3 separate regions of the Mus musculus genome follow, and regions 2 and 3 are each linked to region 1. Evidence: chromatin loops called from intact Hi-C (ENCODE). Cell type or tissue: left cerebral cortex. All regions are shown on one strand. Region 1 overlaps Peak1 (pseudopodium-enriched atypical kinase 1). Region 2 overlaps Peak1 (pseudopodium-enriched atypical kinase 1). Region 3 holds the start of Gm26868 (a long non-coding RNA gene).

Evidence for each region. Peaks named below come from ENCODE experiments on the same cell type or tissue, not always from the same donor. Only the 100,000 strongest peaks of a DNase experiment are listed, where the experiment ranks them.
Region 2: it touches region 1 in a loop (2.0-fold over the local background); 3 of 42 quality-filtered maps call a loop at or near these places.
Region 3: a loop joins it to region 1, with 4 times the contacts of the local background. A loop is called at or near these places in 4 of 42 quality-filtered maps.

Annotation. Positions count from the first base shown.
Region 1 is chr9:56,272,330-56,276,329 of GRCm38, forward strand. The region is part of intron 3 of Peak1 (pseudopodium-enriched atypical kinase 1); the gene reads right to left. The region is part of intron 5 of Peak1os (a long non-coding RNA gene); the gene reads left to right. Among named protein-coding and RNA genes, the nearest start is that of Peak1os, 33 kb to the left of the region's middle. In left cerebral cortex, a CTCF peak has its summit at 2,003 (motif pointing right); a DNase peak (open chromatin) is centred at 1,428.
Region 2 is chr9:56,372,719-56,376,718 of GRCm38, forward strand. Peak1 (pseudopodium-enriched atypical kinase 1) reads right to left here. Exons shown (of 7, transcript NM_172924.3): 2 at 1,658-1,721. Among named protein-coding and RNA genes, the nearest start is that of Peak1, 43 kb to the right of the region's middle. In left cerebral cortex, no CTCF peak of the experiment used is centred here; a DNase peak (open chromatin) is centred at 1,879.
Region 3 is chr9:56,602,670-56,606,669 of GRCm38, forward strand. It overlaps Gm26868 (a long non-coding RNA gene), which reads left to right and starts at 3,987. Exons shown (of 3, transcript XR_001779179.2): 1 at 3,987-4,000. In left cerebral cortex, no CTCF peak of the experiment used is centred here; DNase peaks (open chromatin) are centred at 2,248, 2,623 and 2,905.

The DNA.
Region 1 (4,000 bases):
GGTTTGCTGAAAGCACTAAAACACCAGAGCAGCAGATTAGATAAGGAGGCAGTGAACCACGGAGTACCATGAGGTAAGTTTACTGCCTGGCATATAGCGATCAATGACAAACATTAGTCATCTCCCACAGAAAATAAGGAAATGGTGGGGAAAAAGATTGCTCCTTGAAAATTCAACTCATAAGAGGAACTTAACTCTAAAAGAAGTTTCAATATGATCCCTTTGGGGAATTTAGGGATTATGATAAAAAGTGTGATTTAGAAGGGTACCTTCAAAGTTGAAGACAATACACACCACCTTCTAAAAGAAGCCCACAAGACAGAGCTTTGAGGCCCCGGTGCTTGTTTATGATGTGTGGCAATGGCTGTTGCTTAAAATGAAAGTATTACCCCAAAGAATCCTTAGAAGAGTGCAAGCCAATAATAGAAACAACAAAATTTGCAGTTATAGACCAGAAAAATCTCCCTAGTGGCAAAGGCAATTTTTATTATTTTCCTTGGGCTCTTGCTTAAAATCAAGAGGTAGAGTTTAATACAGCATTCAAGAAGAATTTAATTAGTTTGAATGTAATTAAAAGTAAAATGACATGAACATTTTCATGATGAGGTTTCTGGGCAATGATTGAATAATCTTTAAAAATTCCATTACTATGGTTTAATAATTTCCGATAGACCTACTGCTTTCAAAGTTTTGGTCATAGTAGACAATTTAAATGAAAAATATTTTGGGGTAGCATTCAGCATAGAGTAGGTTTTCTAAGACTTTTAAGTTCTGGGGCTGCAGAAACAGCTCTGCAGGTAAGAGCACGGTGCTCACACCACCTCTAACTCCAGTTCCTGGAGGTCTGACTCTTCCTGGCCTCTGCAGGCACCAGACACACATGTGATACCTAAAACTAAACCCATATACACAAAATGAAAACATATTAAAAAAAAAACAAGCCTCATATTTTGAGATAAAATCCAGTAAGACAAAATATCAAAACCAATCATATATCAACTCAAACACAAAACATAGCTACCCTAAGGAAACAGACCCCTGACTCAGCGAAGGGAAAGCAATGCCCAAGACAACCTAAGGAGACTAGACAACTTCCAAATTACTCTAAACAACAGTCTATTGCATAACTGTGAAAGTACAATTGATAAATGCACCATAAATCTACAAAGGAAGGAGGGAGGGAGGTAAGATGGAACGAATGAATGAATGAATGAATGAGCAAGCATGATGGTCCTTGAACACCTGAATGTGAAGAGTGATGTGCTGAGCACACCACCACTCCCAGGTCACAGCCAGCTCTCGCCAGAAGACTGCAGTAAGAGTTAATATCAAAGCTTTGTCTGACTTGAAGCAACACAGAAGGCAAAAATAAATACCAACTCCTACAAAAAGCAGATGAATCAGATGCACACGGGGAACAAGTGTGGTCTAAGTGTGATGTTTAACATAGTTGTGGTTGGAAACCCAAATCCTGCTTCTGTCTTTAAGATGCAACTCTGAATTAGTCATTCATGTCTTTGGCTAAATGTCAGGCTACTTCCAAGGTACCTGATGTTCTTGGAAAGGGGCCATGAATATATTAAGATAAAAATGGACACTGAATTTTCTCTGATGATCAAATAAAATAATGAAGAGACGATGTTCAGGATATGATGTGTTCCTCGCTGCTCTCTCATCAACCTAGAGAGAGGTAGGCCTGATTATCTCTTTATGGTAGGGGTTGGGGAAAGATGTTTGGACATGGAGAAGCAGTAAAATTAAGAAGTAAAGCTTTTCAAGTTATATAATTTGGAAAATTTGGGATTAATATATAGACTTTAAAGCTTGATACTGGTGAAACCTCTTAAGACTGTCCTTTGTGCTAGAGATCATGATGTTTAAGAAAGGAAAGGGAAAAAAAAGGCAGACACAGCAGACAAGTATCCCTTGTTCTCCCTTGTGATGATTAGGGTGAGAATGTCCCCAGGAGGCTCAGATGTTTGAACACATAGTCCCCAGTTGGTGGCGCTATTTGGGGGATGGTTAGGAAGTATAACCTTTTTTTTTTTTAATATTTTTTATTACGTATTTTGCTCAATTACATTTCCAATGCTATCCCAAAAGCCCCCCATACCCTCCCCCCAACTTCCCTACCCACCCATTCCCATTTTTTTGGCCCTGGCGTTCCCCTGTACTGGGCATATAAAGTTTGTGTGTCCAATGGGCCTCTCTTTCCAGTGATGGCCAACTAGGCCATCTTTTGATACACATGCAGCTAGAGTCCAGAGCTCCAGGGTACTGGTTAGTTCATATTGTTGTTCCACCTATAGGGTTGCAGATCCCTTTAGCTCCTTGGGTACTTTCTCTAGCTCCTCCATTGGGAGCCCTGTGATCCATCCAATAGCTGACTGTGAGCATCCACTTCTGTGTTTGCTAGGCCCCTGCCTAGTCTCACATGAGACAGCTCTATCTGGGTCCTTTCAGCAAAATCTTGCTAGTGTATGCAATGGTGTGAGCTTTTGGAAGCTGATTATGGGGTGGATCCCTGGATATGGCAGTCTCTAGTTGGTCCATCCTTTCATCACAGCTCCAAACTTTGTCTCTGTAATTCCTTCCATGGGTGTTTTGTTCCCATTTCTAAGAAGGGGCACAGTGTCCACACTTTGGTCTTCATTCTTCTTGAGTTTCATGCGTTTAGCAAATTGTATCTTATATCTTGGGTCTTCTAAGTTTTGGGCTAATATCCACTTATCAGTGAGTACATATTATGAGAGTTCCTTTGTGATTGTGTTACCTCACTCAGGATGATGCCCTCCAGGTCCATCCATTTGCCTAGGAATTTCATAAATTCATAAATTCATTTTTAATAGCTGAGTAGTACTCCATTGTGTAAATGTGCCACATTTTCTGTATCCATTCCTCTGTTGAGGGGCATCTGGGTTCTTTCCAGCTTCTGGCTATTATAAATAAGGCTGCTCTGAACATAGTGGAGCATGTGTCCTTCTTACCGGTTGGAACATCTTCTGGATATATGCCCAGGAGAGGTATTGCTGGATCCTCCGGTAGTACTATGTCCAATTTTCTGAGGAACCGCCAGACTGATTTCCAGAGTGGGTGTACAAGCTTGCAATCCCACCAACAATGGAGGAGTGTTCCTCTTTCTCCACATCCTCGCCAGCATCTGCTGTCACCTGAATTTTTGATCTTAGCCATTCTGACTGGTGTGAGGTGGAATCTCAGGGTTGTTTTGAGTTGCATTTCCCTGATGATTAAGGATGTTGAACATTTTCAGGTGCTTCTCTGCCATTCGGTATTCCTCAGGTGAGAATTCTTTGTTTAGTTCTGAGCCCCATTTTTTAATGGGGTTATTTGATTTTCTGGAGTCCACCTTCTTGAGTTCTTTATATATGTTGGATATTAGTCCCCTATCTGATTTAGGATAGGTAAAGATCCTTTCCCAATCTGTTGGTGGTCTTTTTGTCTTATTGACGGTGTCTTTTGACTTGCAGAAGCTTTGCAGTTTCATGAGGTCCCATTTGTCGATTCTCGATCTTACAGCGCAAGCCATTGCTGTTCTATTCAGGAATTTTTCCCCTGTGCCCATATCTTCAAGGCTTTTCCCCACTTTCTCCTCTATAAGTTTCAGTGTCTCTGGTTTTATGTGAAGTTCCTTGATCCACTTAGATTTGACCTTAGTACAAGGAGATAGGTATGGATCAATTTGCATTCTTCTACATGATAACCACCAGTTGTGCCAGCACCATTTGTTGAAAATGCTGTCTTTTTTCCACTAGATGGTTTTAGCTCCCTTGTCAAAGATCAAGTGACCATAGGTGTGTGGGTTCATTTCTGGGTCTTCAATTCTATTCCATTGGTCTACTTGTCTGTCACTATACCAGTACCATGCAGTTTTTATCACAATTGCTCTGTAGTAAAGCTTTAGGTCAGGCATGGTGATTCCACCAGAGGTTCTTTTATCCTTGAGAAGAGTTTTTGCTATCCTAGGTTTTTTGTTATTCCA
Region 2 (4,000 bases), 100 kb after region 1:
TTTTAAAAAGCTGACTACTCAGAAACTTTCTCTAGCCCAGAGTCTAATACAAACAATAGAATATCATTCTGTGACAAAAGGTAATGGGGGACTGACACATGCTACAACATGAATGAACCTCTACACCTTACAGATTGTGCAAGAAACATCTAGAATGGATCAGCAGCCAGCACGCACATCAGCCGCCGACAGGAATGACTACTGACTGTCATATACTACTTTACAGAGTATTAAAAATATTTCAAAATTAGATTGTGGGAATGGCTGTACATATCTGTAAATACAACAAAAAGTACTGAACTGCACACTTTAAGTGAGTCAGTTTTATAATGTGCAAATCATTTCTTGATAAAGATGTGTTATGAACTAAACAACTAGTGCTTAGGGCACTAGTGTGTTGGAGGAAAATATGGAGAAAGACTAGATGTTCTCTGTGAAAGAGTCTAAATTATTACATAATCCAAAGACACTGAAGGATTCTGAAAATCAGACAGGCATGCTGGCATTTATACTTTAGGGAAAAAATACCATGTTGACAATTACAAGAAAGGTGTGGAGCAGCCAGACTCCAGGTAGAAAGACTAGACTGGAGATTTAATGGTCTACTTCAAAGTGTTTAAATGAAGGGGAAAAAAATTTTTTGGAGAACAGGTTTCATGCATTAATATGTCTAGCCTCATGCTCTCAAGGTAGGGGACCTTGAACTTGTGGTCCTCCTGTCTCCTCCTCCCAGGTGCTGGCATTACAGGCACTATGGCACTGCCATGCCAGGTTAATGTTGTGCTGGGAAGCAGCTCAGGGCTTTGTGAGCATTTGGTAAGTACTCTACCAGCCGAGCCTGCCATCTCCAGTCTGCTCCCAACAATTTTTTTAATAGAAAATTTAGAAATGAAGAGGACTAAAGCCAAGACAGGTAAGGAATCAGACAAGACTTTAGTTAGTATTATCTTTAGAGTAGAATATTATCTAGAAAAGCTTTCTGTAAAAGGGGAACGGTGTGTGGAAACCAATTAGCACACTAATGGGTACACTTTATTACATAAGGCCAATAGAGAGAATTACAGAAAGTAATCCAGTCTAAGGACTAGATTGTATGAAACCCTTTACTAACTGGCCTTTTAAATAGCCACTGTCTTAATCTGACTTAACTAACAGAGGGTTTGTCTTTAAACATGTCAGATTAGGGTGTGACATTGCACAGTTTCAATTCTAGCACGACAGAAGCAAGAAGCAGGTGGATAGACCTGTGTGAATTCAAGCATATTGGCCTACAAAGGAAGTTCCAGACCAACCAGAGAGAGATAGTGAAACTGTCTATAAATCAATATATAAATATAAATTAAAAAATTAAAACCATCAGATTATAATGCCAAAATTTTCCTTAAGTGTGTCAGATCAGCAACATATGTGTAACTCCATTTTCAAGTAGAGAAAAGCAATGAAAATATACTCCAAAGTGTCTTAGCAATGGAGTCAGTTTATTTCCCAAACTAACCCACAAACTATAAGCATTCAGACTGCTTCATAGAATTACAAAAAAGCTTTGCTTCCTATTGAAACACTTAAGAAAATATATCATCGTCTTTAATTTTCAGAAACAACTCATTCTTATTATAAACTACATATAAAGTGCCAGATACATTCATAAATATCTCACCTTGGGTTTTCTAGGCAAGCTACCAAGAAACATCTAGCGCATAAGTCCTGGGTTGGACAGACACCTAGAATGAAGAGGAAAAAAAAAAAAGACATGGTCAATAAAACTACGTCTGAGCTGGCATCTCACTTCCTCACATCAGGAAACTTTAACTCCCAAACTCTTTTTGTGATCACAATGTTCTTTAGACGACTGGACCAAGTCCAAACTTCAGAGCTCCTGAGTCTGGTGAGATGAGTCAGAGCTTGTGCTGGCTAATTTTTTATCCACTTGACACAATCCACAGTCATTTGGGAAGAGAGGACTTCTGATTGAGAAGATGCCCCACCAGACTGGTCTGTGGGCAAGCGTGTGGTACATTTTCATCATTGATAATTGATGGGAGAGGGCCCAGCTGACTGTGAGTGGTATGATCCTGGAGCTATAAGAAAGCAGGCTTGAGCAAGTTATGGGGAGTTAGTGCTCCAGCCCCTGCCTCCAGGTTCCTGTCCTAGATTTTCTCAGTGATAGATTTATAAAATATAAGCTTAAAAGCTATAAAGATCCTCTCTCAAAATAAAACAAGAAAGAAATGCCAGACTTTCTATTGCCTTTGATGATTTAATGCTATGTTTTGGTTGTTCTGTGCTGGGAGTTGAAAAGAGGGCCTCGCACATGCTAAAGTCAGCACTCTACCTCTGAGCTACATTCCCTACCTTGTTTATTTGATGTTAACGATAATCCTCCACATTAAGGCTATGTGAGTGCACGTGCGTGTGCATGCTGGTATGGTTTAAGAAGTATGTTGTGTGCCCTTACCAGCACTCTGCTCTCTTCCCTTAAGAGAGGGTCTCTCACAGAACTTGAGGCTCACAGGTAGCTGGCCAGTGAGCTTCTGGGATGCATTTGGTTTTGCCTGCATGCTAGGGTTACAGGTATGTTTGTGGCCATGATCTGCTCTTTTATGTGGATGCCAGGGATCTAAACTCGGGTTTTTGTGTTAGTGCAGCAAGTGTTGTGTCTTAAGTGTTTCTATTGCTATGATAAAACTGTATTAGCTCAATCCTCAAAAGTCAAGTCAGCAATTGCCTCTGTCCTAGCACTATTGTGGCCATCGTCTCCACAAAAACAAACAAGCAACCAAACAAACAACAGAAACAATCTGAAAACTCTGAAGTGCAAAAGTAAGCCAATAGCATATTATTTATAAAATTTAAATTAAAAAGAACATTAAAAGTCCTATAAATTCTAGTCTAGTCTAAATAAATAAAATTCTATTTTATACTGGAAAAAAAAAATCAAACTACTAGCATCATCTTTTGTCAATGAAGTTAGAGTTGTTTTTAAAATGTTGGCCATTTATGTAGCTCCAGACCATCTTAAGCATCGAGGCAAGATGACTTGATGGCTCAAGATACATGCTGCCAAGCTAGGTTCACCCCTGGGATCTCAACAGAGGAAGTAGAGACCTGACTCCCATAAGTTGTCCTTGACTACACACATTCACAATGGCATGCTTGAGCTCCCTACTATAAATAAATTCATGTAAAACAAACAAACAAACAAACAAATAAACAACAACCCTTTTTAGCTCACAGTAAGCCTGCACTTTAAGACCTTTCAAGTTCAGTATGTCTATGTTACCACTAAATGGTACAGATGTGAGGCATCTCTAGGTATAAACTTAAGCCACGACACAACTAGAAGAGTAACACATTTCCACAGAGATTACAGGAGCAACTGACAGTGTACGTGAAATCTATGGGGATGATGGTTACCTGAAGAACTCAAAAAAAGAAAGAAAAAAGTAGGCTCTCCTGTTGATATAAATAGCAGATACAAAAATAAATAAATAGATAGATAGATTAAAAAAAATAAATAAAATATGTTGTAATAAGCCACAGAGATTTGGGGGAATTGCTTGTTACTCTAACATAATTTAGGCTATTCTGATTGCTATGAAATTAAATAATGTAATATACTATAATATATACTAGAATAATACATATTATGGCTATCTTTGTGTACTGTCCTTGATCATGTAAAATAGTAAAAATCTTTCTGGAAAGCAATTTATAACAGTCAACAGGAACCTTAAAAAGTTCCAATCCTGAGGTTAGGAAACTAGCGTGGGTTCTTAGCCACTAGCTCTGCACTTGCTCTGCAGGCATGAGGCCTCAAGCTAGAATCCCCAGCACCCACATAAGGCTGACATGGCTCCATGTGCCCATGGCCCCGGCATATAGGGGCAGAAACAGGCAAATTCAGAGCTCACTGCCTCAGGGAAAGGGGGGGGGGGGACACACCCGATCTCCTGCTCAGGCCTTCCCATGCATATATGCACTGGCACATACACCTGCATAC
Region 3 (4,000 bases), 330 kb after region 1:
GCCACCTGAGGCCATGGTGATGTCCTGGCCCATGCTGCCACTGAAGGCCATGTGTGGGTTTGTGGCACTGCGATAGCAGGGGTCTATGTCGATGTCTGTGGCCCATCACCACCAAACACCACACAGATGTCTGGGCTGCCACCTGGGGCCATACTGATGTCTAAAGGCCGTGCAGAACCAGCTCCACCCCTCATGAGCTGCTGCACTCGGGGTGGAAGGAGCCGACCCTGCCCCTCACCTAGACAAAGCTGGAGAGTTAGTTGGCCCTGGTGGTGCAGGTACAGGAGAGCTGTCAGGATGACCAGCTTAGCTTCCACCCAGGCCCAGATCCAGGTCTCTGAGTTGGCCTGCTCCAACATCTACTCCATCTATGATCTGCTGGAGCACATGAAGGGACCAGTCCTGCAGCTCCAAAGCTACAGGATCTCCATAACACAGGGCAACGACAGGATATCTGACAGTGAGGATCCAGTATTGAAAGTGTAGCAGAAACCAGAGGCCTCGAACCAGACTCATTGCAATGGATGTTTGCAAGTAAAGAAGTTTGGGCAAAAACATATGCTGTGTGACACACCACAGCTTCCCAGTGAGATGTCTTTTCTTTTCTTTTTTAAAAATTATTTCTATTTTTTGTTTTCTTCTGGGGGGATGTTGCAAGGGCAAAGGGTGGATATGGAGGGGTGGGGAGATGAGTGGGACTGGTGTGAATGGTGTGAAATTCACAAAGAATCAATACAAAGTTTAAAAGCTTCTTATACTTTGTTCATTTTGTATTTGTGCTGGGGGGTATATACTTGACTCTCTCTCTCTCTGTGTGTGTGTGCGTGTGTGTGTGTGTGTGTGTGTAGGCCAGAGGACAAATTCTGGGAGTTGATTCTTTCCTTTTATCATATGGGTCTTGGGGATTGAATTCAGATCTTCCAGTTTGGTGGCAAGCACCTGTTTTATGATGTTCCCTCTCAAAAGCACTATTTTTTTAAGCACTGATAGAAATTTACTCCAGCTATTTGCTCAGCATGACTACAGCTGGGGGCTAGCCCAGTTGATAGAGTGCTTGCCTAGCATTCATGAAGCCCTGGGTCTGGTCTCTAACAGTGCACGAGCCAGGTATGGTAATGGATGCCTGTACCCCCAACAAGCCAGGTATGGTAATGGATGCCTGTACCCCCAACAAGCCAGGTATGGTAACGGATGCCTGTACCTCCAACAAGCCAGGTATGGTAAAGGATACCTGTACCTCCAACAAGCCAGGTATGGTAACGGATGCCTGTACCTCCAACAAGCCAGGTATGGTAACGGATGCCTGTACCCCCAACAAGCCAGGTATGGTAACGGATGCCTGTACCTCCAACAAGCCAGGTATGGTAACGGATGCCTGTACCCCCAACAAGCCAGGTATGGTAACGGATGCCTGTACCTCCAACAAGCCAGGTATGGTAAAGGATGCCTGTACCTCCAACAAGCCAGGTATGGTAACGGATGCCTGTACCTCCAACAAGCCAGGTATGGTAACGGATGCCTGTACCCCCAACAAGCCAGGTATGATAATGGATGCCTGTACCCCCAACAAGCCAGGTATGGTAACGGATGCCTGTACCCCCAACAAGCCAGGTATGGTAACGGATGCCTGTAACACCAACACTCAAGGAGGTGAAAGCAGGACATCAGGAGTTCAAGCTCATCCTCAGCTATACAGAGTTCGAAACCAGCCTGTGTTACAAGACTCCATGTCTGAAAAAGTAGAGCTGGGTCGGGAGCAGCATTTCGGCAAGTGCTGTGCCACTGAAGCACTCTTCCTGCCTTGCCATAGAGTTTTCAGGGTAGCCTGCGTGTACAAGGACATGGAGATTTAGGCAGCAATGTAGATGTGAACGAGTTGGGGACAGAATGTACTAGAAATCCAGAATCTCCCTGCACAGGTGGGCATCTATCTGTAGGGGGAGGAGAACGGGTTAGGTGGGGAGGATTTGAATGCTGACCTCAAAAGTGGAGAATAGTGTTGGCCAAGTGATGGGAAACCTTCAGGGGTGGGAGCGATTGTACTTCAGGTTTGAGTGAGAGACCTCTGGCTTAGAGGAGTGAAGGTCTTGCTCCAGCGCCACAGACTGAGAGCTGGATCGGGAGCTCTGGGGCAGCCACTGGCCGCCTTTGATAACAGTGTTAATGACTCTAACTCACTTTAGTCCATTAACGAGTCTTTATTGAGCTGGAGCAGGCGCCAGGAGTGCGTGGGTGTGAGCTGGTATGCAGGCGCCTCGAAGCCCTGCCCCCACAGGAGATGGCCATCTGAGCCTTCCTGGACAAGATCAGAGGCCGAGGGACTGCTCTCTGCCTCTGTCACCTCCCCTGGGCTGCAGGGCCACCACACATCCTTAGGACTGGTGAAGCCTGAACTCATGGGGTGGGTGTTGGGACACGGTCACTGTTGACTCTTGGCTTCAGTCTTTTCCTGGGTTGTTTGCTTCCCCATTCCCATTGCGGCCACAGGTAGGGCAGTGTCAGGAGAAGTTGCGGGGAAGCCCAGGAACCCTGGCTGACAGTCCTCACAGAACTGAGAGCACAGAAAAGAGATGCTAACCAGGAGTGGTCCCAAGCTCATCCTGGAATAGAATAACTCATGCATATGCATGAGATCTCATGACTATGCATGCGCGAGCACACACACACACACATAAACACACACAGAGAGAGAGAGGAGAGAGAGAGAGAGAGAGAGAGAGAGAGAGAGAGAGAGAGAAGAGAGAGAGAGAGAACAAGTAATGTGTGTGGGGCTGAGCTAGGTTTAGGACAAGGAAGAGAGCCCCACCACACCATTTCTCTGGTCATATGATCCTGGTTTTTGAAGTGGGCAGTGTGGAAGGGACAGAATCCCTTCCACAGACTCTGTCCTGCCTTGGTTCTCTTCCTGCCTCTGGCTGTGGCCCCCAGCCAATCCCCATCTGCAGTAAATCTCAGCTTTCCCATCTGCATATTGGCCTCCAGTCTGTGCTTGAGAGAGCTCAGAGGGCTATGCAAAAGGCAGAGCCAGGCAATCTCTTCTGTGGATTTTTTTTTTTTTTTTTTTTTTTTTTGGATAGCTTAGAGAGAAGTTTTGAGAGGCAGAAGTTGCCTGGGCTTTGGGGCAGGTCCCAAGAAGTGCTGAAATAGTAATCTCATTTTACAGTTGGAAAAACCAAGGCCTAGAAAAGTAGAGACAGAACCAAGACCACACTACTGTAGCCTGATCCTTGTTCCAGGAGCTGTAGGTGCCCTGCACAGGGACTGCTTCTCCACGGCCTGGGGTCCACGATGGTCACAGCTTCATAGCAACTTGAGTGTCTTTAAAACAGTCTTAACTCTGTAGCCTAAGGTGGCTTCAAACTCACAGCAATCCTTCTGCCTCAGCTTTCCTGAGTGGTGAGATCATAGGCCTGTGCCTGGCAGCAAGGCATTTGTTTTTATGTCTGTACGTGGGGTGGCCAGTGAGCAGGCTGCTGTCCGCCTGTGAGTATAAAGCTGACAAGAGGCGCTGGCAGAGTGTGGAAACTGTCAGCAGAGCAGCCGCCTGTGAAATTAACATGATATCAAAAGCGTCAATGTTTATTTACTGGAAATATCTGGACAGGATGCAGATCAGGCCTGCAGCTGGTGCCTGAGGGTGAGGGTCACCCCTGCTGGTCCCTCAGCAGCCACTAGGCTCTGATGGCAGAGCCAGATGAATCCACGCCTGAGACCTCCACTCTTCCCGGCTCGCTGAGAATCAGCGTTTCAGGGACATTTGTCCTACCATGGTGTCAGGTTCTAGTGGGCAGCGTGGGTCTTTCTGAGGCCCGCGCTCTCTAGGAGACCAAAGAGTTGAAGCAGAGGGAACGCCTGGCCCTGCAGATAAACTTTCTTTTCTACCGGGCCAGGGAGGGTCCGCTAGTTTCCCAGACATCCACTGGCCTTAACTGATTGGCTAGGTTGACATCATCTGACTCAATTCAACCAATCAGAATGTGTCTTGTTGGACTTTGAAATC